Regions from separate parts of the Mus musculus genome. Here all the other regions are linked to region 2. A link is a loop called in an ENCODE intact Hi-C map of the cell type or tissue named here. Cell type or tissue: left cerebral cortex. All regions are shown on one strand.

The links. Hi-C counts contacts between places; a loop is a spot of excess contacts. Peaks named below come from ENCODE experiments on the same cell type or tissue, not always from the same donor. Only the 100,000 strongest peaks of a DNase experiment are listed, where the experiment ranks them.
Region 1: it touches region 2 in a loop (2.5-fold over the local background); 4 of 42 quality-filtered maps call a loop at or near these places.
Region 3: it touches region 2 in a loop (2.3-fold over the local background); 10 of 42 quality-filtered maps call a loop at or near these places.

What each region holds. Positions count from the first base shown.
Region 1 is chr6:121,106,415-121,114,414 of GRCm38, forward strand. All of the region lies in intron 1 of Mical3 (microtubule associated monooxygenase, calponin and LIM domain containing 3), which reads right to left. Among named protein-coding and RNA genes, the nearest start is that of Mical3, 21 kb to the right of the region's middle. In left cerebral cortex, CTCF peaks have their summits at 3,401 (motif pointing right) and 6,074; DNase peaks (open chromatin) are centred at 3,040 and 4,045; H3K4me3 peaks cover 2,466 bases; H3K27ac peaks cover 2,146 bases.
Region 2 is chr6:121,175,573-121,183,572 of GRCm38, forward strand. It overlaps a transcript of Pex26 not described here. Among named protein-coding and RNA genes, the nearest start is that of Pex26, 4.1 kb to the right of the region's middle. In left cerebral cortex, a CTCF peak has its summit at 3,606 (motif pointing left); DNase peaks (open chromatin) are centred at 3,591, 4,079 and 5,164; H3K4me3 peaks cover 349 bases; H3K27ac peaks cover 1,108 bases.
Region 3 is chr6:121,362,761-121,370,760 of GRCm38, forward strand. Slc6a12 (solute carrier family 6 (neurotransmitter transporter, betaine/GABA), member 12) reads left to right here. Exons shown (of 16, transcript NM_001381903.1): 14 at 469-569; 15 at 926-1,096; 16 at 2,469-3,013. The coding sequence ends at 2,612. Among named protein-coding and RNA genes, the nearest start is that of Slc6a12, 24 kb to the left of the region's middle. In left cerebral cortex, a CTCF peak has its summit at 3,977 (motif pointing left); a DNase peak (open chromatin) is centred at 3,943.

The DNA.
Region 1 (8,000 bases), 69 kb before region 2:
TAAAAAACAAACAACAACAACAAGAAGCCTGAGCGCTAAGGACAGGCTGTAGGTGGGAGAATCACTTCCCCAATCCCTGAGCCACTTCCATTCTCTCTGGTCCTAACAGTCCAGTGGGGTTTTATCTATTTAATTATTCATACTCTCCAAATTTAAATTTTTATTCAGTTCTGTCCGCCCCCCCAACCCCCCCCCCAAGTAACGACTGTCCACTGCAGAGGGTGGGGGAGGGGCAGAGAGACTAACAGGTGTCAGGACTCCAAACCCTGCCCACTAAGCCACGACACTCCCCAGAATAAGACCCTAGGTCTTACTTGCTTTCAGCCGAGGGCTTTCTGCCACGTCCTTGCCCTGGGAACTCACCATGCCCTAGTGTGTCATGTATGAAACAGGGTTAATACCTAGAATAAGTTAAACACACCTATGAGGAGGAAACAGATGATGTGCACCTAGCCCAGGCGCTGAGAATCAATGTCACGAATTTGGGGGCGTGGCTCAGTGGTGAGCGCTGGCCCAGCTGAGAGAGGCCCAGGCACCTGCCTCCAAAGAGAATCAATCAGTGAAGAAAAGGAAGTTCACCTCCTCAAAGAAACAGCAGTAACTGAATCCAGAGCCTGCTTCTGTAAAAATGTCACGCCCAATATCACGCAGCGTAAACAAACCAATGATGGTTCTTATTTTTCCAAGTACATTAGCTCTGATAGCCTTTTAATCTGCTCATAGGACCAGCTGCAAGAAGGGAGGAGGCAAACGGTGGCTCCTTGCCGAGCCCAGAGCAGAGTCCACGAAAGCTAAGCGGCTACTCCTGCCTGCTGGCTACTCCTGCCTGCTGGTCCAGCTTCTGCCATTCTGGCCTCTTCTCAGATGTCAATGCCTGGAAAAATTAAGTCAGGATTCTAGCTCCACTTGGACATGTCAATCCGCGGAGTACAATCCTCACCTCCAAGAGTAATCAACAGATCAAAGAAAGGGTCAACTCTCCTACCGAGTGGAACAAGGTGAGCAGGCGACAGGATCTCTTCTAGTACAGGTGCCATCCTCTCTTTCACAGTGCAACCCTAGATCTGGAGATATGGCTCAGCAGCTAAGAGCACTGACTGTTCTTCCAGGAGCCTGATGTTCAACTCCCAGCACCCATGTCAGACAGCTCACAACCACCTGTAGCTCCAGCTCCAGGGGTCTAATGACCCCTTCTGGCTCCCAAGGGCACCTGCACACACATGTGGACACACACAGACACACATACATACCTTTAAGTAAAAATGAATATGTAAAATGCAACATACTGCTGGGTAGACTGGTCACACCTGCCATCTCTGCAGTCATGAAGTAGACGCAGGAGGATCAGGAGCTCGCCTGCCACAAAGCATGATCAGGTTGGCCATCCTTGGCTATAATAGGGAGTCCAAGGTCCAAAATATACAAGACCCTATGTCCAAAAAAAAAAAAAAGGAGCCAGCCTGGGTTACTTAGCAAGTTCAGGCCAGACTGGAATACACATAAAGAAACCCTGTCTCTAAGGAAAACAAGCCAGTCAGTGGTGGCACAAGCCTTTAATTCCAGCACTCGGGAGGCAGAGGTGAGTGGATCTCCTTGAGTTCGAGGCCAGCTTGATCTACAAAATGGGTTCTAGGACAAGAAGGGCTACACAAAGAAAACTTGTCTTAAAAAAAAAAAAACCAAACCAAACCAAAAACAAGAAAATGCATGAGACAGCTGGAAAACCTCGATTTTTCTTGATTAATTCTTCCCAGTCCAGAAGTGTTTCACTTATAGCCTCTTACTTTAGTCTAGAAAGCTAAAAGTGGGAAGGGGAGGACTGATTTCCTAGTTGGGGGGCTGGGGGGTGCAAGAGGCCCAACTCCATCCCCCACCCAGTTCTTCCAATCAAAGAGGAAAGATATAGATAGATAGATAGATTTTTTTTTTTTTTTACTTAAGACCTACTATGTGGGAAGCACTGTGCAAAGCACTTTTCCTACATTATTTCCAAAGCCCATTTTCTCTCCCACACCTACAAACCACACAATACAAATGCCCTGGTAGGGTGAAAGCCCCAACCAGTTAGCAGTCAAGTTTTAGACTTTTCAAAAGTTAGCACTCTAGCTGAGGAACTGGGTCCAAGTTATAAACGATTCTTTGCAGAACCAACCAAACTGTCTTAGGTATAATTCTGAAATCAACACGTGCTATTAGTATACCACTAAAAGGCAGGCTAGACTTTTACAACCTCGAGCATAAGAAATGCTCACTGGAAGGCTAGAATAACTGACTCGAGTGCATGTGGCAATCAAATACGGAATTTATGATATCCTCTTCAAGGCCCTTGGGAGATGCGCTCACAGAAGTGAAGAACAGCATCCTTTGTGGCCCGGTCATAGTGAACTTAACTCCTGCCGGCAACAACAATCTGTAAGATGCCTTTCTCATCATAAAATCTCACTCTCTCACCATCAACCTAAACGACTGTGTCAAACACACACGGATGTCCTGGTATCTAAACGCTACTCTCTCCAACCATCCACTGCACGCTTTAAATAAACAAAGCAAAACAAAACAACAACAAAAACCCACTATCTATAATGATCTCCACTGCGCTGCATTCATCCGTTTCACACAAGTCATAATTAATGCCTGAGTTAAGCACCAAAATCAAAGCAATACGGATGTGGTGTGCATTCTTGGAAATAACTTTCTGTCTTCTGACTCGGGGGGTGTGAGGGGAATCAGCCAAGATACAAGGCTGACCCACGATCCCAACTGCGCTGAGGCTCCTAAAGGACCCCCTTCTTCCCAGCAACAATTGTGAAAGAGCTTGATGATACGAAGCCTGCCAAGTAGAGACGCCAGAAACCTGCAATCGGCCATCACACCGGCTGTCTGAAAACACCAGACAAGCCCATATCTGGGTAGGGCTCTCTCCAAGGTTATTCTTAAGCTAGTGATGTCTAGTGTGCCAATGGGGACCTCCAACAGTGTTGTCACTTTCTAAGGCAGTTAAGGAGGGGAACAGCGACGAGATAAGAGGCCTCGGTGGCTGCCTGTAGCCCACTCAGTCTACCACCAGACGGAAATGTCAAGAGTTCTCTCTCATGGCCACCTGCCATAAACGTCCTCAGCAACCTACACACTGCGCCTGCTGGGCTCTCCAGACTAGGGACATCGCGGAGCACAGTCCCACTCCCCAGGCTGGGTCTTCTACCCTACAAAGCCTCCTTGGGCACACCCAGCCCAAGTCACTCAGTCCCATTCCTACTAGCGAGATGGCTCTCTTATGTCCTCCCAGGGCGCGACCTGACCTAGCACCCGATTTCTGGAGGTCAGGGACCCGGACACGGGCCCGGCAGAGCGGGAAGCGCAGAGGGGCTTCCTCGCCTGAGCCGCAGCTCCGCCAGCGCTCCGGACGCACGCGTCCGCCAGAGGGAGGCACAAGGCACCGGGCGGGTTGGGATCCCGGGGCTGCCCGGGCGGGACGTGTCCAGCCACGCATCGGGGCGCCGCGGCCACCCGCGCCAAAGCCGCCCGTGGGCCAGCCGCCGACCGGCACACCGAGGCGCAGCGTGGGCGGGATTGTGGTTGCTCCCCAGGAGCACGGCGCTCACCTCTGCTTCATGCTGCTGTGTCCTCGTGGCCGGCGAGGCCACCCAGCCGCGCGCCGGGACACGCAGCCGCAGCCCCCGCGCGCTAGCCCGCAGCGTCCGGCGCGGCAGCAGCAGCAGTAGCGGCGGCAGGAGCGGCGCCGCCGGGGCGGGGCCAGCACATGGGAGGGCGGGGGCTGCGGCCCTTCAGGCTGGACCACCGACCCCAACGGGGGTGCGGGTGCTCAGTGCTCCCGCAGCTCACTCCTGCTCCTCATACTCAGAGGCCCGGTTGTCACCTCCAGGGTCGGTCCTGAAGAAGTCTCACGGATCACAAGCAGGTAAAGAAATGCATAGCTGCCAGTCCCTCCTCCTTGCTCTCTACCCCCTTCGGCATGGACCATATGGTACATTCCTGAAAGCCCAACGGAGTAGGAGAGGAACGAGGTGATTGGCTGGGAATCTTGGAAGGGGCGAGAAGCTACACAAAAGAGCCAACGGGATAACACCAGGGGCATATCAAAGCCGGCCAGACTGGGGATGGGAGGACGCCCTTAAAGGGGACTTGTTTGTTGCCCTCAGAAGCTGCCACAAAAACAAAGCTAGAATTTTCTTCCTGATCTCATCCAGATGAGACAAAGAGGGGAAGTCTCCGATTTTCGGAGTAATAGCTATAGAAAACTTCAGAGAATTGAATCTATATTGAATCTATTTGACTTTGAGTGGATAACTCCAACTCCCTACCTCAGTTTCCTTTTTCAATCAGATGAGACTGTTAGATCACACTTGACCTCTAGGAAGCCTTTCTCTTATTTCCTCATCTCTTTCAAGAGATTATTAATCTCTTCAATTCCGGGCATCTTAAAGAAGTGTGGTTGAAAGTGGGTAGACTTTCTAACACCACTTCTGTACAAACATTACAGGGAGACAGATTGACTATTCTTTCAAGGTCTTTTCATACGTTAAGGAGCATTTTTCCTACCAGGGGATAGATAGATAGATAGATAGATAGATAGATAGATAGATAGATAGATAGATAGATAGATTAGAGTCTAGCGCTCCTAGAGTTTAATGAAGTTTTAGTTGATTCTTCTTCACTGGCCTGCTGGACTGTGCAGGATTCCGATCTTCAGCCACAAATCCCACCAGCTGAATAGTTTGTTCCTGGCCGAAGTCTGTACAGCACACTACTCAATTATGCAAGGGTCCCCTTGTTTTCTGTTTTGTTTTGTTTTGTTTCAGTCACCCTCCATGTCTAGCTGAAGACCTACAAACATCCCTAAAGATCCTCCCCCCCCCCCCCCCACTTTACTCCAGGAAGCTCGACTGGTTCAGACCAATTCCACTCGGTTTGCATAAAGTGTCCTGTGGCTCTGGAGGGCGCGTGTGAAGGTCAGAGGACAGCTTTTAAGAATCAGTTCTCTCCTGCCGTGGGTTCTGGGGATCAAATTCACAGGCCCTCTGCTTTATTTCAGAAGTTTTCAGCCTGCACTCCTCAGCTTCCAAACTGTAAGATAGCCAGGATGCTTTTCCTGAGAGTTTCTCTTGCAGCCAGACAACCCATCTTCCAACTATTGTCCAAAGACACGGAGAAAGTCCGAATCTGCTAGGTAGCCCCTGGAATGGACTAATTGTAGCTACTGACATCTAAGAACTCCCATTTCTACCTTGTGTCCCTGTGACCCTAATTTTCCGTGTTTTCTGCCCCCAAACGTCATGCTAGTACCCAGCAGCTGCTCCTGCTGGTGTTTATTAACTGTTATGGTTTAGATAAGTAGTGTCCTTCAGAAAGGCTCGTGTATTGGATGCTGGGGCCCCAGCTGGCTTGCTATTTTGGGAGGTGCTGGAAACTTTAGGAGGCGGGGCCTAACTGGCTGAAGTAGATCATTAGGAGTTATCTTGTCCTCTGGCCTCTTCCCATTCGCCATGAGGTCCACGGGTTCCTCCTGCCATGCAGCTCTTCCTGCAAGCAGGGGCACCATCGTCAACAGAGTCAGGGACCAAAGATGGAAATCTCGAATTAAAAGAATTCCTCCCTTAAACTGTTTAAGTCAGGGATGTTTCTCATAACTGTGAAGAAACTGACTAAACACAGTATATCAGTAATGTTAGGAGAGGTTTATATGTGTCTTTTCATTCCAACCTCACACCAATGCTATGAAGGGTGTTATTTCTATTCATACCGTTCGTTATTCCTCCTGGGGGTGGGGGTGGGGGGCAATGAAGAAGCTAATCTGTACAGGGGCACAGACAGAGAGGCCTGACTCTGATGACCACCCTCATAATCCTGCGGGACAGCACTGTGCTGGGGGTGGGGAGGATTTTTGTTCTGTTTGTTAACCTGACATGTGCTGGGGGTGGGGGGTGGGGGGTATTTGGGAAGAGGGTGTCTCAACTAAGGAATTACTGTCATGTTGGCCTGTAGGCAACTTTGTACGGCATTTTCTTGATTAACAATTGATCTAAGAGGGCCCAGCCAACTGTGGGCAGTGCCACCTCTGGGCTCTCTTAAGAAAGCAGGCTGAGCAGCACAGGGAACAAGCTGGTAAGCAGCACCCTCCATGGCCTCTGCATCAGCTCCTGTCCTGACTTCCCTTCATGGCGGACCACATCTAGAAGCTGAGATAAATGCTTGCCTCAAAGTTGCTTTTGGCCATGATGTTTTATCACAGAGATCAAAAGTGAACTGTGACAAGTGCTGTCTCCTATTGTTCATAAATCTACTTCATGGTCAATAAAAGATGATGCCAAGCTGGGGACTCCATGGTAGAGTGAATTTTAGCTTGCTTGAAGCCCCAGGTTTGGTCTCCAGCAAAAGGGAGGGAAAGGGGGAGAAAGGAAAAAGAGAAAAGGAAGCAAGGGGGAGGGAGAGAAGGGGAGGGATTGGGGAGGGAAGGGGAGGGGAGGGGAGAGCAGAGCAGAGCAGAGCAGAGCAGGGGAGGGAAAGGAGGAGGAGGGGAGGGAAGAGGAGAAAAGAGGAGAGGAGGGAAGGGGGAGGAGAGGAGGAAAAGGGGGAGGGGAGGGGAGGGGAGGGGAGGAGAAGGGAAGGGAAGGGAAGGGAAGGGAAGGGAGGAGGAGAGATAATTTCAAAACTCAGTTTCTATGCTTGCAATGTCATATGAACATCTAAACAAGACTGTGTGGAGGACTGGCAAAAGTTTGACTCCACAAGAAAGGAAAGAAACTACAGCTTGCAAAGCACACTAACTTAGCCAAAGTTAAGAAAGCTGCTAAATAACGTTGCCTGAACTTGGGAGGCAGAGGCAGGAGGATTGTAAGTCCCAGGTCAGACTGGTGTACGTTCCGAGATCCTGTCAGAGAAAAACCAGAACTTTGGGCTGTCACTCAGCTGTAGAGTAGTCACATAACATATTAATTGCCTCGGGTTCTGTCCCCGAGACCTCCAAAAATAAAGAAATGGAGCAGGGCTTTCCAACCTGTACATCCTGTCCACTGCAATCTCACACTCCCTCACAATCCTTTTACAACATGTAACAAGTAGGCAGCAGTCCAAAGCAACAGAGGAAAGAAATACAGAATAGCAAAGTGTGTGCTGGAGAGTTCAGGGGCTGCGGTGTAAGAAGCCTAACTTACAGTGAGCTTGGGTCTCTGCCGCATTGGTTGGTTCAATAGCAGAGGAGAGGCAAAGTTCCTACCACCTGAGTGCTCAGGCTGGAATGAGCCCTGCGTCCATGAGGAAGGGCGGTGTGCACTGCCTCTGAACCAGATGTTTGGTAAAATAACCCGCCCCACTGGCAGAATACAAACCTGAAAATAGAGGTTGGGCTAACTATTTCATTCTTTTTAAGCTGTTAAAATCCTAGTAAGATTGTGTGGAGGTGGGCTGGTGAGACAGCTCAGTGGATAAAGAGGCCTGCCTCTAAGCCCGAGGACCTGAGTTCTGTCACTGGGACCTGCATGGTAGAGAGAATGAACCAATTGATCTAGGTTGCCGTCTGGCTACCACACTTGTATGAATAATTATTGTTTTGGTTTTTTTCTTTTTTCTTTTTTTGTTTTTGTTTTTGTTGTTGTTGTTGTTGTTGTTTTCGAGACAGGGTTTCTCTGTGAGCCCTGGCTGCCCTGGAACTCACTTTGTAGACCAGGTTGGCCTCGAACTCAGAAATCCGCCTGCCTCTGCCTCCCGAGTGCTGGGATTGAAGGCGTGCGCTACTACTCCCGGCTTGTTTTGTTTTTTAACCTAAGGGGTCAGACGCTGAGGTGCTTGCCTAACTTAATCCCAGCACTCACACATGGGAGGCAGAGGCAGGGGGATCTCTGTGAGTTTGAGACCAACTTCATACTGAGTCCTAGAATACCCAAGGGCTATAGAGTGAAACCCTGTCTTAAAGTTTTTAAAATCATATTTATTCATTTATTTATGTGTGTGGAGGTCAAAAGACAACCTGTAGGAAGTGGTTC
Region 2 (8,000 bases):
TTCTTTCTGTCTATCTCTGTCCCTCCTTCACTATATATTATGGCTCTGCTCTTGTCTGCCTGCCTCTACCCCTTCCTTCTTCAGGCCCTCGCTCCTCTACCTTCTCCCAAATAAACCCCCTTTAAACCAGACCTATTGCATGGCGTGATTTCTCAGGGGACACCCTGCCACTGCCACTACCACCGTATTATGTTTCATAATAAAGGTTCATTTTGAATGGTGAGGTTTCGTGTTGTTATTCTCTTTGCCCCTGAGGGATATTGATAGAGTTATTTTTACTTTGGGTATATTTCATTTCAACAAAAATGACGAAAGGATCAAAGACAGCGTTTCTTGGGGGCCGTAAGGTCTCAGGTTGCAGGGATGGAGGTTTTCCTGGAGCTACCATCTGGCCTGCAGAATGCTTCCCCAGGAAAGGAAAATGCTGTCACTGGGATCAAGGAGGAGCTGGAGAAGATCATAATGACAGAAAAGTCAGAGAAACAGGGCCCTTCTAAGACAGCCCTGGATCAGGGGTGCCCTTCCCCCTCACTCCTGTTTGCTTCCTAGGCTGTGATAACTTGGTGGTTTCAGGCAGAGCCTGTGTACACATGCATTTCCTTGTTTGCTATGGTAACACGGGATTCCTGTTTTTCTACCTCTATTCTTTGTGGTCCCTTTGGATCTTGGTTGTCAGAGCCGAGGACGCAGAACTCGCCCACACGCTCACATTGCCCCCATAATCACCCTTTGTCCCGAGGGATTAGGTGAAGGGTGTGGTGAGCCAGCCTGTAATATGCCGCCATTGCCTGTATTACTTAGAGCCAGATGCCCAGGAGCAAACAGGCTCCTCCGCAGGATACAAAATGGAAGAGATGACAGCGTCGAGCCTCCCGTGCAGTCTTCTCCCCAGAGAACTTTCCACAGGCAGGTCTGTATGTGCTGGGAGACAGCCTGTCTGTGTGGATCCCATCCCCCACTGAGAACAGATGTGGGGGCTGGGAAGGCTCTCTGTACACCTGAGCACATTCAGGAAGCGCTCAGTACTTAGCACTTCCTCGAACTATAACACCCAAAGCCCTTGCTCCTGTCCTGTCCAGGCCCAACTTGTTCCCCCCTCCCCGCCCTCCAGCCCTGATAAGATGGCTTTTAGAGGTGTGGTGGGAGAATCCCAGGGTGGGTGATTTTCCTCTTGCCTTGGTTGCAGAGAGACTGGAGCTTAGCTGAGTAACTTGTAACTTTGAAATTAACGGAACTGTTATTGGAGATCTCCCTCTCTGATCTACAGACACCTGTGGTCTTCACCCTGAAATCTTCAGTGTTCTGTTATCATCTTATTGAGCTCTAGAAGCCACTGACTGGGGCCTCAGTTTCCTTATCTACAAAATAAGAACTATACCAGGGTCCACGTCATAATGTGGATGATTAAAGATGAGTAATGTCTCCAGGACTCTGAAGGGCACCTAGCCATAGATAGTCAATCTCGTGCTACATAAACGGAGACATCATTATGTTAATGGACTCTGCAGCAGCATTCCAACTGTGGAATTGCCTCTGCATTTAAATGGGGAGGAGAAAACAGGAGCATGGAGTTCTGCCCTGAACCTTGAGCCTCAGCTTTACCAAAGAACCATAAAAATACCTGGAAGGTCTGGAGCCCAGGAGACACACCCTCGAAATCTTGGGAAAGCCTTCTCCCCACCTTGCTCACACTTAGCTATTTGGCTCGCACCAGGCCAAAGGTTCACATAGACTGGGATCTATTGCCCGTGGAGCCTTGGCACGGATAGCCTGTACTGAGGGCCTATGGTTTGGGTTGGCTGGAACAGCTTTGAGAGAGCAGCTGTGGAGACAGTTTATTGGCTTGGAATGTGGAACCAATTTGAAGGGAGCAAGACAGGCCAGGCTGACCAAAGGTGTCAGCATTTCTGACCTTGCACAGTCTAGGGTTGGATGTGTTTCATCCAGGGTGTAGACTGCTTGCCTAGTGTGCGTGAAGCACCCGGTTCAATCTCTATGACTATAGAAACTGGGTGTGGCGTGCCTGTAATCCTAGCCCTCAGCAAAGGCAGGTGGGAAGAAGTTTGAGGTCATCATCCTTTGCCACATAACAAGTTCAAGGACAACTTGTCCCTAAAAGTAAGGTCACTGGACTGGAGGGTTTTGTGGGTCAACTTGACACAAGTCATCAGAAAGGTAAGAGCCTCAGATGAGGAAATGCCTCCAGCTGTAAGGCATTTTCTCAATTAGTGATCAACTGGAGAGGACCCAGCCTGTTGTGGGCGGTGCCAACTCTGGGTGGGTGGTCCTGGATCTATAAGAAAGCAGGCTGAGCAAGCCAAGTGAAGCAAGCCAATAAGGACCACCCCTCGATAGCTTCTGCATCAGCTCCTACCTCCAGGTTCCCACCGTGTTTGATTTCCTGTCCTGACTTCCTTTGGTGATGAACAGCAATGTACAAGGACAAGCTGAATAAACCTTTTGCTCCCCAACTTGCTTTTGGTCATGGTGTTTTGTTGCAGCAATAGAAACCCTAACTAAGACAGTCAGAGAAGATTCCAGAATCTGAAGGTGAAGAACATTTCATTCCTTATTTGAGCCTGAATGTGTGGCACCAGTCATTAGCCTGGAGGATGTCAGAGTTATAGGTTCAGTGGGCTATCCCAATCTCTCTTTGATGCTCTCTCTTCGTGGGGCAGGTGCTACCATCCGCATCCTCAGAGATCACTGAGGCAGGGGGACGTTGGGTAGCTATGTGGATGTCAGCCAGCTTTATCACAAACAGAACAGAGATTTTTAACCAGTGTCCCCCTTTTCTTCTGCCATAGCAGGGCACCATTCTGCAGGTACCAACCTCCATCTGCCTGAGAAGAGGTGCCCTGAGCTGTGTGCCCTGAAGGTGTCACCCAGAAGGAAGAATGGCAAGTCCCAGGCAGGCACTAGGAGCTGGGTTGTGATGGGGAGGCTGGTGTCTCGTTCTCTCTGCTGGATTTTCTCACAATGAGATAATCCCACCATTATAGACAGTAACTGGGGCCAGGCCCTGTTGACTGGGAGAACCATGCTCATTTCTACTCCTAGCTTTATTTCAAGGATAAGCCAATCAGAGAAAGTAGGTACTTGCCAAACATTCTGTGTCAATGGCCCTTGATATAGTCAGGGAGAAATCTGGCTGGCCAGATATAGTCTGGCATACATGTTCACTCTCACATACATAGAGTAGATTGGCTTCTGTTTAGGATTGATATGTCTTCACTTGAGAAACTCTGCGTGTACTCAGAAGAGGGGAACGGTGGGTCACAGAAGTGGTGTTTTGAGTCAGTTTGTGGGCATAATTTTCAAAGGCTAGGTGTGAACACAGAGACCACGATGACGCCCCATGTGTATAGCTGATGATCGAGAGAGACAAATAAATGAAGCACAGGCTTGTTTTCACTATGTGTACAAAACAATGGGTTCCTCTTCCTCTGTGATGTTTTAGCACATATTGACACAATATTATTTTTATGTGAGTTTTAGCACATCCCACTCCTGCTTTAAATAGCCTGACCTCATTCTGGTCACTGTACTGCTAAATAGAGAAATTTGTTTCTGGCAAGGAAAAAAAAAATTTAAGGTGGTTCTGCCATCTGCTGGACAAATGAGGAATAGCGAAGACTTTGTTAGGAATTTTCACATGGGTGCAGTGGCAGTCTCACCGTCTATGTAACCTATCTTTGCTTCTCTTTCAGTTCTGATTGCTCTCCCTCTCCCTCTCCCTCTCCCTCTCCCCCTCCCCCTCTCCCTCTCTCTCTCTCCCTTCCTCCTCCTCTCCCTCCTCCTCCTCCTCCTCTCCCTCCTCCTCTCCCTCCTTCTCTCCCTCCCTCCCTCCTCCACCCTCTCTCTCCACGTGCACACACACAGGTCAGAGGCTGACATTGAGTATCTTTCTTTCTTGCTCTTTGACATAATTTTTGAGATCCAGTCTCTCACTGGTCTCACCAGAGCTCACAGATCTATCCTGGGCAGACAACAAATCCTGATCTTCCTGTTTCCACTTCCAATGCCAGGATTACAGATTTGTCCTGCTGAGTCTTGTTTTTCCATTTGTTTGTTTGTTTTTTTAATGTGGGTGGCGAGAATCCAAGCTCAGGTCCTCCTACTTGTAACTGATCGTCAACCGGATCACCTACTGAGCCATCTCCCAATCCCTGCCCATCTGATTTTTTTCAGGGCACACTTTTAAGTTCAGTCTGGGGGACAGGAGAGATGGCTCAGAGGTTAATAGCACTTGCTGCTCTTCTAGTGGATCCAGTCCACAAGGGGGTTCACCGTTACAGATGGTTACACCAATATGACACCGTTCCTTCAGCCTCTGTAAGGCACCAGGCATGCGTGTGGAACATGGGTGTATGTGCAGCCCATCCACATAAAACAGTTTTTTTTTTTTTTTTTTAAACAACAACTCAGGTTGAGAAACCGATGAGCTGTTGTGTTTTGCAATCCCGTAATTATGTTATTACTGACGATCTTTATCATTTAATGCTCAACTGCAGGCAGAGATGACAAGACAATTTATGCAATTGCAGCCTCAATTTATGCAACTCACATTCCAAGGGTCTCTGCTTTGTTTGAGCCTTTGCTGCAGGAGAACAAACGTTGTCTGTGGAGAAAGGTGGTCTCCTCACAATGATGCAGAGAGTATATTGTGGAGGAAGACGGTCTTCTTGCAATGATGCAGAGAACATACTGATCCCAAATGTGAGGCTCCAAATACTGACCCCCAACAACAAGGGCCAATGCAGAGCAAAAGGGCCATGTTTTCTGTGTTCTGTCCCTGTCCTTCCTGTTAGAAGACAAAGGCAAACACACCTACTGTGCTGGTCTCTCCATGGTTCCCCATCTCCCTTCTCTTTCTCCTTAGTCTTTATCATCTAATAACACTGTTGCATGTATTTCACTTGCTTAAATGTATGTATGTGTGTTTGTGCATGTGTATGTGTGTATATGTGTGCATGTATGTATTGCTGGGGTCCATGAGTCACCCCATGCAATGCATATATCAATCTCAGTCAGAGGGGAATGGTTTATTGACCAGGACAAATTGATCAGAGCCACAGACCAGACTCAGGAGCTGACTGTGATCATGAATGTTTCCCACGGCCAGTTTATAAAGGCAAAACCCACAATGAGCTCATGTGTAGGTGCAGGAATCACTGCCTGGTGCTCAGCTCCGACTCAAGTTATTTTGGCTGGCTAGTCAGAACAGTTCTAACTGACCTTTATTTTGATTGGTCCAAAGTGGAGCTTATGGTTCTAGGATTTCTTAATATTAATTAACAAACCTCAAAACATAACAGGCTATATGGTCAGATTGACCTGCTCCGAGTCAAGCTATTTTTCTGTGTCAGTAACAATATGAAACAACTGGCAGGCATGGAACAAAATGGCTGGGGGAGCAGGCTTCAATATGTGTGTGTGTGTGTGTGTTTGTGTGTGTGTGTGTGTGTGTGTGTGTAATGACAGGTAAGGATTTCACACCCTAGTCACAATTTGTGCTACTCCTTTGAGCCTTGTGAAAGCTAGCATCAGGGGGTTCTGCTCTAGCAGACCTTATCATGAATAATGTAAACACACACACACACACACACACACACACACATGTTCTTGTGTTTCCAGGCTGGTCTCCAATTCCTGGCCTTAAAGTAATCTTCCATATCACCCTCAGGAGTAGCTGGATCTATAGGCATGTGTACTTGTTTATTAATAAGCATTTGCTTATTTTTGTTGTTTGTTTCCTTCCAAAACTCACCAAGGCTTTGTCCTTCATTTCTGTGGGACCCTCAGGGTCTAGGACAATGTCTGCCATCTACTAGTAACAAAAAGCATTTCTGGGGCCAGTGAGATGACTTAGTGGGTAAAGGGGCTTACCACCAAGCCTGACCTGAGATTGGTCTCCAAGACACAAAAGGAGAGAACTGTCTGCTGTCCTTTGACCTCCACGTGTGCACTGTGGCACACAAACGAGTGTATAAAAATAATATGTGTATGTGTGTGTGTATGTATATATATATATATGAGAATTGATTCATCTTATTTGATGTGTGTGACTGTTTTGCCTACATATATGTATGTGTACCATGCGCAAGCCTGGTACTCCAGGAGGTCAGAAAGAGGGCATTAGATGCCATGGACCAGGCTCAGTCAGCCCCCCTCAATCCGTGGGAAATCAGGGGTTCTGGCAGGTGGGCATGGAGTTGGCGAGAATTGGAGAATTGACAAACAGACACATACACAAGGGAGTGCTGTATCTGGATGTAATTTTTCACAAGGCTTATAAAATATAATACAGAAAACAAAGGAGTAGGGTGTCACAACAGGCAAAGTACACTGAAGTATTTGACACAAAACAGAGGAATGACTTCAAAGGACTGACAGGAACCAGGTAATGTTTACAGTAAAGATAAAACAGCCCTGCCTAGGGTCAGCTAATGACAGGTAAGGATTTCACACCCTAGTCACAATTTGTGCTACTCCTTTGAGCCTTGTGAAAGCTAGCACCAGGGAGTTCTGCTCTAGCAGACCTTATCATGAATAATGCAACAACACAACCCCCCTTTTTCCTAGGCCTTGGTAAATACTTGCATATGAGAGTAACTTGGCTGTAATGAAGATTCTAAGTATACTTTGCTAAGCTTGCCCTGAGATTTCTAACTCTTATCCAGTAAAATACTGTAAGAAAGTATGCAAGACCCTCCACAATATTGCAGGGACAAATCTGGGGCATTCTAGCTATGGGAATGCCAAGGTTCCAGGAGGCTAAGTTTCCTTGAAACTCTTTGCCTTGTGACTGCTTCCAGGCTTTTAGGCCTGCCAAGCCAGTCACTACTGGAGTGGACATAGCACTGGATCCCCTGGATCTAGAGTTACAGATAGTTGTGAGCTGCTATGTGGGTGTTGGGAATTGAACCCAGGTACTTGGCAAAAACAAATGCTCTTAGCTGCTGAGCCATCTCTCTAGTCCCCAGTGGGGGGGAGAGGGGGAATTAAACAGTATATATATTTTTAAACAAGTGACATCCTGGCCCTTTCACCTTACACAGTCACAGGCTTTAGCAGACTTGACATTTCTGTCTCAGCTGTGTGAGGACCTTCTGCAGAGATTTAAAGACTGCCATGTCCTGTCGGTGTTAGTGATAAAAGAAAGGCATATATGATGTGAGCAGGTCTTAGCCTAGCACCTCGCTGTCTTATCCAGTCACTAAGGAGCAAGGGATTCTAGGAAAACTTGGGAGAGAGTTCAGAAGGTAGAGAACTGGACGAAGTAAAACCATGAAGACTGAGTATAAATGTGGAAGAGATAGGAAATCCTGCCTGAAGCACAGATAATTGGTGATTTATGAGTCTGTGTAAAATTATATAATAGGAAGTCAGGTGTGGTATTGCACTCCTTTAATTCCCGGCACTAGGGAGGCAGAGGCATAGTTCAAGGCCAGCCTGGTCTACAGAGTGAGTTCCAGGAAAGCCAGGGCTACACAGAGAAGCCCTGTGAAACACAAACAATATAAATAAACACATAAAAATACATATTTAAATGTATTTACTTTTTGTATATTATAAAGCATCAGTTCTTACATTGGTTCAGTACTGTTTTGAAGAATTGCATGACATGTGCATGGCTTTGTTTTTATGACATCCTTATTTATATAAACAATGCAGGATCCAGGAGTTTATGTAACTCACTTGTGTGTTGATGGTTCACCTACCTAATACAAAGCACAGATCAGATCTACCTCTGCCCTGACACTCCTTTCAGCCAAAAAAAGTGCTTTCTTTGGTTTGACAATGTTTTTGTGACTTATTTGTCGTGTGACCTATGTCACCTGTAAATAGAGTAATAGTCCTTAACTCATAGAGATGAAGAAATAACAGACAGAAAGCGCCTTTCCATTCTGCCACACTTTATAGCAGCATCGAACCCAGGAAGAGGAAATAGCCAGCTCCATAGTTTTCTTTTTCTTTTTTCCCTAAGCTTCCAGCAG
Region 3 (8,000 bases), 190 kb after region 2:
GGCCAGTATGAACAAACGTCGACATAAGCCAAGCTAGTCAGTGCCTTCACTAGGTGCAACCCAACCTGGCAGTGCTCAGTGTGAAGAATTCACAGTCCTGGCATCAGGAGCACTGCTTGCTCTCTCTTCCTGGTACTTTTCTGGCTTTTCTCCCTTCCGCAGTATGGGTCAGTAAAGATTTGCTGAGACTGGCTCTTTTGGCCCGTATACTCCTGTGTATGTATAGGACAGACACTATTCACCCTTAGACAGGGCAGCAGAGGTTGTTTAAGCAGCCTGTGGGTAGTAGCTTTTGCCAGCACGGCTGCTGCTCCTCTGTGGCTGGGAGCCTGGGCTGCACTCTTCCACTGTGTGGTGTGTGTTACCCTTTCTATCACAGCTGGGCCTGGGGGAGGAGTGGGAGTCTTCCCCAAGGCCAAGAAGCCTTCACTTTTGGTTCTCACCTTTTCTCTCACTCTGCTGGCTCAGGGGCCGACCGTTTCTATGACAACGTGGAAGACATGATTGGCTATCGGCCATGGCCCTTGGTGAAGATCTCCTGGCTCTTCCTGACTCCTGGCCTTTGCCTGGTATGCACCTAGCCACTGCCACAACTCCCTCTTGTCTGTATCTGAGGGCTCTTTCCAGCCTAAGAGCAGAGGGGCTGGCCCCTCACTCTCCCTGTTCTACTGGGCCTCTCCTCCATCTGCATTCTGCCTCGGTCCCCTCTCACAGTCCTACTTACTCCTCACAGGCCTCTTCCCGTCTTGAGCTCCTTAAGCCCATGTTTGCCATCTGCCTCAGTCCCTGTGACTGATGGCTCAACAGACCCATCCTACCTCAGATGCCCTTCAGTGTGGTTGGGTGTGCCTCTGTCCTTAGCTGTTGATGTTGCCAGGGGAGGGACTCTGTAGCTCCTGTCTCACCCCGCCCCTCTCTCTTTTAGGCCACTTTCTTCTTCTCCTTGAGCAAGTATACACCTCTCAAATACAACAATGTCTACATGTATCCTTCTTGGGGATACTCCATTGGATGGCTCTTGGCTTTCTCCTCCATGGCCTGTGTCCCACTCTTTATCATCATCACCTTCCTGAAGACCCAGGGCTCCTTCAAGAAGGTAGGTGGCCATGGAGATGGAGGGGACCCAATGAAAGAGGCCCTCGAGGGAGTCTTAGGGCAGGATCACATCAACTCTCCAGATATGAAAGCCCTGGGGTCGTATGGAGATCTTTAAGGCCTTTAAAAACCAGCCTCTGGAATCCTAGGTTCATAGAATCTGGTAGCAAGCTCACTTTGAAGGCAAACCTCTTAATGGTTAAGGGAAAACAGGGACCAAACAGGGGCCAGATGCAGGAGGTTAAAGAGCACACACATTCTGGCTTGGGAAAACTGCCAAGTGCATCCTGGCTCCTGGCTTCTTGTGCCCAGCTGGGGCACAGCAGATGGCGCCCATGTAGCTTGAGGCATGCCTTCCTGGAAGAAGCCATTGCCAATGACCCATAAAGACATTAATTTTGTCTGTCGAGGTCAGATTGTCCAATAGTAACAGAGAGCCGATCTACAGTGGTTCAAGCAAATGGGTTTCTTGAATTCTTATGTAGCAGGAAGGTCAGAGATGAGAGCTGCCAGCATCTGGTTTGGCTGCAGAAAGACCATTGGGGTCCTGTCTTCCTATGTCCTCATACCTACATCCTGAGCATGTCATGTCCTTGTTTTCATGTGGTCATTGTGAGATTGCCAAGATTCCCAATGCCCACCACCACAGCTACATTCAAGGCCAAAAGGGGTGGGGCTGACACACCAAAAAAGCAAAAAATGATGTCGTAGCACCTCTCCCCACTACAGATAACTGGGAAATCCTTAAAGGGGCATATGACAATCGTGATTAGAAGGGTAGTAAGGAGAATCGCAACACTTCTTTATACCTTGCCCTGTGCCATGAACTGTCTCATAAGGTGTCTCATCACCTCCATTTTACAGATGAGGAGAGTAAGGGGACAGCGGGCTGGAGGAGTTTGGCAAGCTGCCTGAGATCATCTAGGTTGTTCCGGTCAGAACTGGAGCTCAGTTTATTACTTCTCTTAATTACTGCTCCTTGTTCGTCCTTATCTCACCAACCCCGAGTTTGTCCCTGAGTGCCTGACTTTGTTTCTGGGGACACACCCACAGAGAGCATCCCCCTGCCCACCCGTGACACACCACAGAGAGCATTCCCATGTCCACCCCAGTGACACACCCACAGAAAACATCCCCCTGCCCACCCCAGTGACACACCCACAGAAAACATCCCCCTGCCCACCCCAGTGACACACCCACAGAAAACATCCCCCTGCCCACCCCAGTGACACACCCACAGAAAACATCCCCCTGCCCACCCCAGTGACACACCCACTAAGCATCTCCCTGCCCACCCCAGTGACACACCCATAGAGAGCATCCCCCTGCCCACTCCAGAGCTTACTCATTCCCTGCCTTTCTCACCCTTCTAGCGTCTTCGAAGACTCATCACACCAGACCCCAGTCTGCCCCAGCCAGGGCGGCGCCCACCACAGGATGGCTCCTCTGCTCAAAACTGTTCGTCCTCTCCAGCCAAACAAGAACTCATTGCCTGGGAGAAGGAGACTCATTTGTAGGAAGTGCCAGAGGCCAGGTGACTCCAGAGCCAGGAACCTGGTCAAGGCTAGCTCCTCCCAGGGGTAACCTCTGCTGCACCCTGCTGTGACCTCTCAGGTCTCCGGACACCCCTGCCAGTCTTCTGGGAGCCACTCTTCTGTTCAGCTGGAACAGCTTGTCACCTCTCAGTCCTTTCCAAGTGAGCTCTAGGAAGCTGAGTCTGCCAAGTGTTTTGAACTCAACATCTTGACTTTCTGGATTAAAAAACTAAGAACCAGACAGGCAAAGTGATATTTTCAAGGTCACACAGCCTGTCAGAGCCCTAGACCTTCCTTGAACTTGCTGCTCTCAGCTGAGGCGTGTGAGCCTCCAGCATCACCCCTGCAGCAGCTAACAAGCCTGCATGGATCACCTGCTGTGACATGTGTGTCTCTTCCTTGTCTCACTCCACTTCAGCTCTTTTGTGGGTGGGAGGTCACCTCATGCAGGTGCTGGGGACTGGGGACATACCTTGTTAAGTTCCCTTCTAGCCTCTACCTATCGGACTTCTCTGAGCTCTCCACGTTCTTTTCCTGGGTGGTAGGACTGGAAACAGGAGATTTCTTCTCTTCCTTCTCCTCCTCCTCTTCTTCTTCTTTTCCTTTCTCCCTCTTTCCCTCTCCCCCTCTCCCTCCCTTTTTCTCTGTCTCTCCCCCTCTCCTTCTCTCTTTCTCTCTCCTCACTCCACCTCTCTCTCTCTCTCTCTCTCTCTCTCTCTCTCTCTCTCTCTCTCTCTCTCTCTCTCACACACACACACACACACTTACACACAGACACAGACACACACACACACACACACACACACACACTTTCCTCTTTTTCTTATCCTCTTTTTTGTCTGGTCCCTTCCCAACCATCCCTTCCCACTTGCTAACATACAACACATAGCCTCTGGCTTCTGAGGGTTCCAGGAAAGCAGGCTGCAGGTGAGTTCATGGTGGGCCTTCAAAAGAGAAGGGAGGGGAAGGAGTAGGGTTCTGAAGACACTGTCCTGGGCACAGAGCCCTACTCCCAAGAAAGAATGACTAGATAAACATCATCCAGAGTCAGTATCCAGTGGTTAGAGCAGTAATCCATGCCTTGTCCTGTGTGGATCCCATTCAGATAGCCTCTGAGTGTTCCCACTTTCTTTTCTTGAGAAGGTGCATCTGTGGACTCCCAGTACTTCAGTTGCCTTGACTCGTGGAAGCTCTTCCTGTCTCCTTCTAGACTGTTATGTGCACCTTGATAATCCTCATTGGATCAGCTAGTGAGGAAAATAAGAGGTCTAAGAGAGGAATTCTTAGAAACCCTGCCATTGCAGCTGGGTGCTATGACGAGTCTAAACTTCTGCTTTGGGGCCAGCATGGAGCCCTTTTCTGCCCCCTGGTGGCAAAGGAAAGCACTCCCCTTTAACATCTCTCTCTCTATCTATCTATTTATCTATCTATCTATCTATCCATCCATCCATCCATCCATCCATCCATCCATCCATCCATCCATCCATCCATCCATCCATCCATCCATCTATCTATCTATCTATCTATCCATCCATCCATCCATCCAACCATCCATCCATCCATCTATCTATCTATCTATCTATCTATCTATCTATCTATCTATCTATCTATCTATCTATCTATCTACTTACTTACTTATTGCTGGTAAAACCTAGAGAGCAACCTTAGAAATCAGTTGGGTACCTCATTGGCACTCTTATCTGTTGCCTGGACCATGGAAGGTAAAGTCTGTGTGGATGCTGGCTCATCTGTCCTCTTCCGGTCTATGTCTGGGCCTCTCCTTTGTCTTCTCCTTCTTGGGTGCCTCCAGGGCTCTCTGACTCACTGGCTGTCTGCCTCACTCTGAGGGACCAACAGCCTCTGTCTCTGTCTCTGCCACTCTCTCTGCTCTAACTATTCAGCTCCCTGCTTCTTTGTTGATTTAGCTGCTCACTGAAGTAATAAGGGCCCATTGGATCTGACAGGGATGAAAGGCTTGTTACCCACCCATGGAGAGAGGGCAGGAAGGACACATGAGCTTGGGGAAACAAATAGGATCGCAAAGCAGGTCTGGCAGGTCATGTCAGTCTGGGATGGGCTGCAGCCCCAGGGACGGCATTCTGGTTTCATCTCGTGTGATAACTGGGTTGGGTCTCCCATCTGGTCTGAGGCGTCTGTCTGTAGGTCACATGGGTAAGCATAGAATTGCCACAGACAGACTGGATGCCAAAGCCTGAGCCAGGTCTGTCTGCAAGAGCAGTGTCCAGTCCCATTCCTGTGACAAGAATCTGCCAGGACAGAGGCAGACACATTCTGAGGCTTGCTCTGTCCACTGCAACCCCAGCAGCGTGGGGACAGAGGCTACCTTAGCACCCAAGGCCTGGCCCTGAGGCCAGACCCCATAACCACTCCTCGTGACTGGGGCAGACCTGTGCATCCTGACAGGATGTTCGTCCATGGGAGTAAACAAAGGGACCTCATGCTCTCCTGGCTGGTTCAGGGCTCTACTGGAGAGGTAGCATTTGTTTGACTGTGGAGAGAAGGGTCTCAGGGGACACAGGAGCTGTCAGCACAGCCTGGGAGCAGCCAGCCACCAAGAGATCTGAGTTCTCTGCCTTATTGTGGCCTCAATTTGACTCTTTTGGGTTTTTTTTTTTCACACAGACAAATGAACTGTCTGGAACTAGTCACCATGTTTCCCCAGTCAAGGCTCCTCATTTCTTTCTCTTGTCTTCCATCACTGGGTGCCTAGAAGTGGTGGCAAGGCAGGATCCTGCCTCCTTCCCAGTTTTGACAAAAATCTTAACGTTTCGCTACTGAGTGAGGCTGTTGGTGCAGATGTTTGATGGACAGTGTTTATTAAGTGATGGCGTTTCATTGGCTCCGATGTTGTCTTATTTGAAAGTAATAATTATAAGTGTTGAGCTGGGTGTGGGGTGTAGCAGTGGGGATACTGAGACAGGAGGATTGTGAGTTGAAGGCCAGTGGGCCTGCAGGGGAGATCATGTCTCAAAGATCAAACACTAAAAGAAGAGGTGGCTTTAGCTTGCTTTTTTATGTGCATCTGTTAGATGATCTTCTACTCTGTTGATGTGCTGAAATACATGAATATATTTTTCTAATAGTAAGCCATCTTTCTATTCTTGGGACAAACTCAGCTTGGTCGCAGAATGCTGGTTTTTGGCCACACGATGCCACGTTCAGATGGTTAATACTTTGTGTATAATTTTTGTAGGTAGGCTCATAAGGCTCTGTACTCTCTAAATTTTTCCTTATAGGCAGTGAGGGGCTTTTTGTTCTTAAGGTTGTGTTTGGCTTATAAATGTGGAAGCTGGGATGAGTTTTGTCTTTTCTTAAGGGGTTTGTGAGAGATTAGCATTCTCTGTTCCCTGAGTGTACATAGAATATAGTCACCCACCTGACCCAGTGTCAGGAAGAGGTCTGGGGACTATGTACACCGACTTTTAAAAAATGCACTGTCATTGTCATCTGTCTCAAAATGTCTTTTCCACCCTCTTTCTTTAGGGTTAAAAAAAAAAAAACCCTCTAGCAAGTTTCAGTAAAGAAAAATCTGTTTCCTACTTAACTTCCTCCAGTGTGTGCCAGCATGCTTCAGAAACCCCCAGATCAATGGCAGCCAGTGCATGCATGCTATTGTGTTTTCTGCATGCTGTGCCCAATTCAATATTATTGCCGCTGTGTTGATGGGCAATACCTTTGATCAATCACTATTGTAGTTTTCCTCAAAGCTGGGCAGTTGGTGAGCATGAGCCATTTGTCCTTTGCTCTCTCTGATCCTCTTCAGAGTCTGGTTATAGCCCGGCATGTACTTTCCACTGCTTATGAGTCGGAGCCTAGAGTTGAGCATCTCCGTGGAGGTAGAGTGTTTTCTTTGTGGCTACCACCTTTCTGCCTTAGGTGTAGAATGACCCCCAACCAAGTTGGCTGGTGTGTGAGAAAAACTTTTGGTTTTTTGAGAAAAGGTCATACTATGTAGCCCAGGCTGTCGTTGAACTCACAAATCTCATGATCCAGTCTTCTAAGAGGTTCTGGAATTGAAGGTGTGTACTGCCATACCTGGCTTTATTTGGTCTTACGTTGTGGTAAGGCATGTTGGTAGTTGCGAGCTTACAGTTTCTCTGTAGCATTTGTTTGTAGCTCTAACTTCTGTACTCACTCACTGGCTCAGCCGTGATCCACCTTAGAAGTCTGTCAGCTTCATGGGCCATCAAATGAGCACTCAGACCCACTACTCTTTCTATCTCGTACTATTTTCTACTTCATCTCTGCTTCTGTCTTTTTTATGCACTTCCTTCTACTTATTTTGTATGATTCCATTGTTCCAATGTGCCCTCACAAGAAGGATAGCTAGGTGGTGGTTCATGCCTTTAACCCCAGTCCTCGGGAGGCAGAGGCAGGTGGATCTCCGTGAGTTCCAGGCCAGCCTAGTTTAAAGAGTGAGTTCTAGGACAGTCAGGGCTGTGTAGAGAAACCTTGTCTTGAAAAAGAAAAACAAAGAAGGATAGTTAACCTAGTTAGTTAAAGTAAGTATCCCTGAAGATCCGGTGTGAAAGGGGACACAGCTCTCTCATGCCCCCTCTTCAAAGTCCCAAGGGCAGCTACTCACAGCCCAGATGTCTTAAGGAGCAAAGAATTGTCTCCTGGGCAAAGGAGATGAGGTTCTTAGGAAAGGAGGGTAAGGCTTGTCTTCCCAGGAGGCTTGAGACACTGAGGTTGGGGGTGGGGGTGATTGTGGGGATGAGGGGATGGGTGTGGGTGAGGGAGCCAGGTCTCTAGCCTTCCCTGCATGTAGTCATGGTTTTCCTAGAGTCTGGCTTGAGTCTGAGGTCATTCAATCCTGAGGTTGTGAGAGCAGGAAGCCCTAAGTTGCAAGGGGCTAGCTGGTTCTCTAGGGAACAAAGCCCACAGACCTGTTGGGGGTGGGGTTCAGAAGGGCGTCTGTCCTCCCTGCTTGTGTCTAGTGCCTGATTTCTCTGGCCTAATCCAGGATGGAGATTTCCTGCTGGGAACAGTTCTGAACTTGCCCCTTCCCCCATCCCAGATCATTTAACCTTCTTGCTTCAAGAGGCCTAGCTCCGGACCTGGTTGCCTACCTAGGAAGAAAAGGGAACAGTAAAGAATACCATCTTGCTTTGGTTCTTATGTCCTGTCCTGGGGCCTTAGTCCTCCCAGAGGAGAGAGAGTTCTCCACCTTCCAAGGGTCTGCTTAGAGGGATGTGGAGTGGACCTTGCTTCAGAGAGTCATATGTGTGTACCCTGAGATGGGCTGTCCACACAGTGTTCCCACACTCATCCACAGCTGGAACCTCTGTGGTCATAAGAGCCTGTGGGTCAGAGAAGGGAGGTGGTGGCAGGTGAATGAAGGGGCCC